2 separate regions of the Homo sapiens genome follow, and region 1 is linked to region 2. The links are chromatin contacts, found by Hi-C or POLR2A ChIA-PET in ENCODE. All regions are on one chromosome and are shown on one strand. Each heading gives the region's core, a stretch centred on a gene start or an enhancer-like site at or near the end of the contact. The rest is flanking DNA. Distances are from core to core; before and after follow the strand shown.

Evidence for each region. A loop is a pair of places that touch in the nucleus more often than their neighbours do. ChIA-PET counts read pairs that join two places held with the same protein, here RNA polymerase II (POLR2A). Pooled maps may share reads with other maps.
Region 1: a map of K562 shows a loop between it and region 2 (2.6-fold over the local background). The contact joins two enhancer-like sites. A Hi-C loop is called at or near these places in 2 of 168 maps with a recorded cell type or tissue (K562 and tibial artery) and 2 of 50 pooled maps. POLR2A ChIA-PET finds 5 or more read pairs at or near these places in 2 of 52 experiments (OCI-LY7 and activated naive CD4-positive, alpha-beta T cell).

Annotation. Positions count from the first base shown.
Region 1 is chr7:92,566,193-92,568,892 of GRCh38, forward strand. The region is part of intron 9 of FAM133B (family with sequence similarity 133 member B); the gene reads right to left. Among named protein-coding and RNA genes, the nearest start is that of FAM133B, 23 kb to the right of the region's middle. Within about 2 kb of position 1,424, at least 2 of the 41 ENCODE cell types and tissues checked have a DNase peak (open chromatin) inside an H3K27ac peak, as active enhancers do.
Region 2 is chr7:92,484,893-92,487,637 of GRCh38, forward strand. It overlaps PEX1 (peroxisomal biogenesis factor 1), which reads right to left. Exons shown (of 24, transcript NM_000466.3): 24 at 2,133-2,649. The coding sequence ends at 2,565. It also overlaps a transcript of GATAD1 not described here. Among named protein-coding and RNA genes, the nearest start is that of ERVW-1, 8.3 kb to the left of the region's middle. Within about 2 kb of position 1,284, at least 2 of the 41 ENCODE cell types and tissues checked have a DNase peak (open chromatin) inside an H3K27ac peak, as active enhancers do.

The DNA of each region.
Region 1 (2,700 bases), core at 174-2,673, 81 kb after region 2:
TTAAAATAACTCCTGTTATATCTCAATGAGGTTTCAATAAAAAACATAAAGGAAGGACAATTAAGACGTAAAATCTCTAGACAGCTTCTCTTATATTCCCTTTCAGCACCTAAAAAAATGTGGTACAGTGGAAAAAAACATCAGCTTTAGGCCGAGTGTGGTTGCTCTTGCCTGTAATCTCAGCATTTTGGGAGGCCAAGGCAGGAGGCTTGCTTGAGCCCAGGAGTTCAAGGCCAGCCTGAGCAACATAGTGAGAGCTCCCCCATCTCTACCAAGAAAAAAAAAAAAGAAAAAGAAAAAATAGCTGGGCACAGTGGCATGTGCCTGTAGTCCCAGCTAACTGGAAGGTTGAGATGGGAGGATCACTTGAGCCCAGGAGGTTGAGGCTGCAGTGAGCCCTGTTTGCACCACTGCACTCCAGCCTGGGCGACAGACTGACACCTTGTCTCAAAACAGGCAAACAAAACATCAGCTCTGAAATGAGATAGATTCCAAGGTCTGAATCCTATCTTACTCTCAACATCTGTAAAATGTAGATAATATCCACCCTCAAGGGGAAGTGCCTAAAATACAGCAGGTATTTCTCTCACTCTATGGTGCTCAACAAATGGTAGCTCTATATTCAGTGTAGTTAGTATAAAGCCAATAGGTTAAAATTCTAAGTAAGAATTATCATCCCATTTATATTTTATTTCAATCTTTTTGAGTGTGGTACACTGGATTTAAATTAAACTGAGGCCGGGGGCAGCGGCTGGTGCCTGTGATCCCAGCGCTTTGATAGGCCAAGGTGGGAGAATTGCTTGAGGCCAGGAGTTCAAGACCAGCCTGGGTAACCTAGTTAAGACTTCACCTCTACAAAAAAATTTTTGTTAAAAATTAGTGGGGTGTGGTGGCATGTGACTGTAGTCCTAGCTACTTGGAAGGGTGAAGTGGAAAATCACTTGAGCCCAGGAGTTCCAGGCTGCAGTGATCTATGACTGCACCATTGCCCTCCAGCCTGGGCGATAGAGCAAGAACCTGCCTCTAAAAAAATAAGAATAAATAAGCTGAAAGTTGTCAAAGCTTTCATAAACTTTCGTATTACATGTTAAGTCCAAATGTGAGATATTTCATATTAAACTTGCTACCATGTAGCAGACAAACATAATACAACACTAATACATTACATACAAAACAATATTTATAAATTTGCCTAATGTTGAATTGCGTGGTTTTGCTGCTAAGTGACTACGACATTAAATACATGACAAATACATAAAAATGCAATTAACAATAAAAGGAAGCATGAGGACTAAAAAAAATATAACACATTAAGCACTAGAGATCACAAGCTCACAACAGAGATCACTAACTCACTAGCTCTCTTTACCGAGCACCTAGGAAACAATATTTTTATTGTTATTCTTGTTATTACAATGACTAAGGGTGACAGCAGATGTACTACATCTATATTTAGCCAGGCAGAGATGAGGGATGCTGTCACGCCATGTCCTGAACAGCCCTGTACATCCTCCACGACTTTTGAATAGCCTGCTAAACATTCATGTGATGAATCTGTTTACAATACAGAAACTAAAATTTTTTTTTTTTTGACAAAGTCTCGCTCTGTTGCCCAGGATGGAGTGCAGTGGTGTGATCTCGGCTCACTGCAGCCTCTGCCTTTCCGGTTCAAGCGATTCTCCTGCCTCAGCCTCCTGAGTAGCTGGGATTGCGGGTCTGTGCCACCATGTCTGGCTAATTTTTGTATTTTTAGTAGAGACAGGGTTTTGCCATGCTGGCCAGGCTGGTCTTTAACTCCCGACCTCAGGTGATCCATCTGCCTTGGCCTCCCAAAGTGCTGGGATACAGGCGTGAACCACCACACCTGGCCCAGAAACTAAATTTTAAAAAATAAAATTTTTTTATTTTTTTAAAGAGATAGGGTTTCGCTATGTTGCCCAAGCTGGTCGTAACTCCTGGTCTGAACTGATTCTCCTGCCATAGCCTCCCAAATTGCTGAGATTACAGGTGCCACAAGAGGCTGAGCCACTGCACCAAGCCTCTTGTGCAGGATTTTAAGATATACTGTAATGCCACTGTATGGTTTTTGAAGGGCGTATGTAATATACACCTGCTACAGCCTGCATTTTGTTTTTTCTTAAGATTCTATGTCTTCTGGTGTTACAGCATTGACTGATTGATTGAGATGGAGTTTCACTCTTGTTGCCCAGGCTGGAGTGTGATGGCACAATCTTGGCTCACTGCAACCTCCGCCTCCCGGGTTCAAGTGATTCTCCTGCCTCAGCCTCCCGAGTAGCTGGGATTACAGGCACCTGCCACCACGCCTGGCTAATTTTTTTTTTTTTTTTTTTTTTTAGCAGAGATGGAGTTTCACCATGTTGGCCAGGCTGGTCTGGAACTCCTGATCTCAGGTGATCCACCCGCCTCAGCCTCCCAAAGTGCTGGGATTATAAGCACGAGCCACTGCGCCTGGCCTGGTGTTAATCACATTCAGGCATTTACACTGAAATACAATTTCATAAAATTGCACATTATCATTATTATTTTTTTAGAGATGGGGTCTTGCTATGTCACCTGGGCTAGAGTGCAGTGGCTATTCACAGGTGGGATCAGAGTGCACTGCAGCCTCAAACTCCAGGGCTCAAGCAACCTTCTTGCCTCAGCATTAGCTTTCATTTCAGGAGCAATTACAAGACATTG
Region 2 (2,745 bases), core at 34-2,533:
ACAAGGCTGTTTATTTCACCTGGGTGCAGGCGGGCTGAGTCCGAAAAAGGAGTCAGCGAAGGGAGATAGGGGTGGGGCCATTTTATAGGATTTGGGTGGGTAGTGGAAAATTATAATCAAAGGGGGTTTTCTCTTAGGGGCAGGGGCGGGGGTCACAAGGTGCTCAGTGGGGGAGGTTTTGAGCCAGGAGAAGGAATTTCACAAGGTTAATCGCTCAGTTAAGATGGGGCAGGAACAAATCACAATGGTGGAATGTCATCAGTTAAGGCAGGAACAGGCCATTTTCACTGCTTTTGTGATTCTTTGGTTACTTCAGGCCATCTGGATGTATACGTGCAGGTCACAGGGGAGGATGGCTTAGCTTGGGCTCAGAGGCCTGACAGTCGTTTTATCTAAATCAGCGTGAGACCAAGGACCCTGGTGTTCCTCCAGTCATTGGAGCCATATCATTTGTGTTCTTAAGACCAAAATACATGGGCAAAGATCCTACTTGATTCTTACAATGTAAAAATCTCCCAGTTAGTAAACAAAGGCCTGGTTTGAGTCACCACAATATAGTCATGGCCCCTGACCTAATTCTCACACCTAGGTCAGACTAAGAATGAAGAGCCAGAGAAAAGGCCCTGTCATCACATCACAAGTTCTTGCCATGAATCTTCTTTTCTCCAAGCCTTCTTCACAGGATCCAAGGGCACCAGACACTCTGGGGATTATCAGACACTGTGTATGCACTAACACTAATTCTTGGAGACCCAGAATTCCACTGTGACTTCCCATCAGAGTGAAAGCATTACTGCTACATTGAGGGAGTAGCCCTTACAAACAGTGGAGACAGGAAATCTTCCAAGGGAACAGAATTGTTAAGTAACATATCTCCTCCATTCTGTCAGGAGGTAGAGATGTCTGATATAAAAATCTATGCTGATTCACAGATAGTGGCTAATAACATAACCAGATGACCAGAAATTTGGAAAGAACACAACTGGGTATGAGGTCTGGAGGAAAAGTATGCCCAGAGTTCTTGGAATGGGCCCAAAGAATCAGAATATTTGTGTCCTATGTGAATGCTCAGTTAAAAGCCTTCAGTGCTTATACTAATCAAGTGGTCAAGATGACCTCTGTATGGATGTCAATCGGCTGTCTTTTCCAGCCACCCCAGTGCTTAAGATTCATGGTCAAATTGGCCAAGAGTGCAGGGATGTGGCCTCCACAATGTGGACTTCCCCCTCACCACAGCTGACATGACAACCCAGCTATATTGACAGCCTACTTGTCAGCAGCAGTGACCAACCAGGCAAGTCCACACCCAGGAGAGAACAGCCCAAGTCTGACGGCAGGTTGATTACATCTGATCCTCTTCTATCACAGAGCAGGCAGCAATTTGTCCTTCCTGGAGGGGACACACCTTGGAATTGTATTTGTTTTGTATGTTCTCCAAATTTTTACCACCACCACCCTTCATGAACTTACTAAATGGTTTTTACATTGTTTGTTAGGCTATCCCATAGACATTGCTTCTGATCATGAAACTCACTTTATGGTGAAAAGAGGGCAGGTATGTCAGCTCAGTGATTTCATCAAAGAACTGAGAAACAAAGTGCAATGCAGGGTGACGTGTCTCAGTTTAATACTAGTGATCCACTAAGTCTTTGTTTCTATCCCCTGGGATTCTGAGCTTTGCTGGTTTAGAACCTTGAACCTCCTGGGAGCAAGTGATCCTCCTACCTCAGCCTCCCAAGTAGCTGGGACTAGAGGCATACCATCATGCATGGCTAATTTTTTTTTTAAGAGATGGGGTCTCACTATGTTGCCCAGGCTTACTTGTATATTTTAATTAATGTTCTCCTTTTTGCTGTTCCCTTACCCCATTACTATATAGTTAAGATATTAGATACGCAGATTGTATTGATGGTGGCTAACTTTATAATTTAGTTCATATATGAGAGAATATCAAGATAAAATCATAACTGGAACTAGGAGAGGAATGGATGTCATTTAAATATCTTGGGCTTGGAGCTGGATGTAGTATAGTAGAGGGATGTGATTTCATTTCTGGTTGAGCGGATAATTAAATGTATTTGAATTATGTGTAAATTTCACATTTTTTGATATACAAAGAACAGATAATTGTATCAGTAGGTAATAGGATATTTTATTTCAAAACAGTGAAGAAGCTGCTAAGCATAAAATTTGTCAAATGCTACAAAGGTGATGAATATACAACTGGGAATTCCAAGAAATTTAAATTTAATTACATTCTTTATTATCTTTTCCTCAAAAGAAATAAATTAGTTCCACCATTTGGCTAATATTATTTCATTAAAGACTGAATTTAGATTTTAGGAAATAAAATATGGAATCTGTTATAATGTCCCAATTTATACTACAGTATTAATCTCAATCCTGATCATTACATAATTATAGCATTTACCAATCTGTGATTTTATAAATTAACCAAATTTGTTAAATTAAGAAGAAATTCATAGACACCATTTTTTTCCTGTTACAACATATGGAAAAGCCATCAAAAAACTTAACAGAACCAAATCAAAAAGAAGTATATTTTATGCTAAAGTTACTTTCTGTCCAGGTCGAAACATTGTTCCACTTTGATTTTTTCTCCTCTTTGGATTTTGAAAGCTTTCATATCTGAAAAAAGAAAGAGATAATTTAATATGTATAAATACTACCATTACAAAACAAAAGATAATGGATTGTTGGCAAACACAATTATATTTTAAGAAA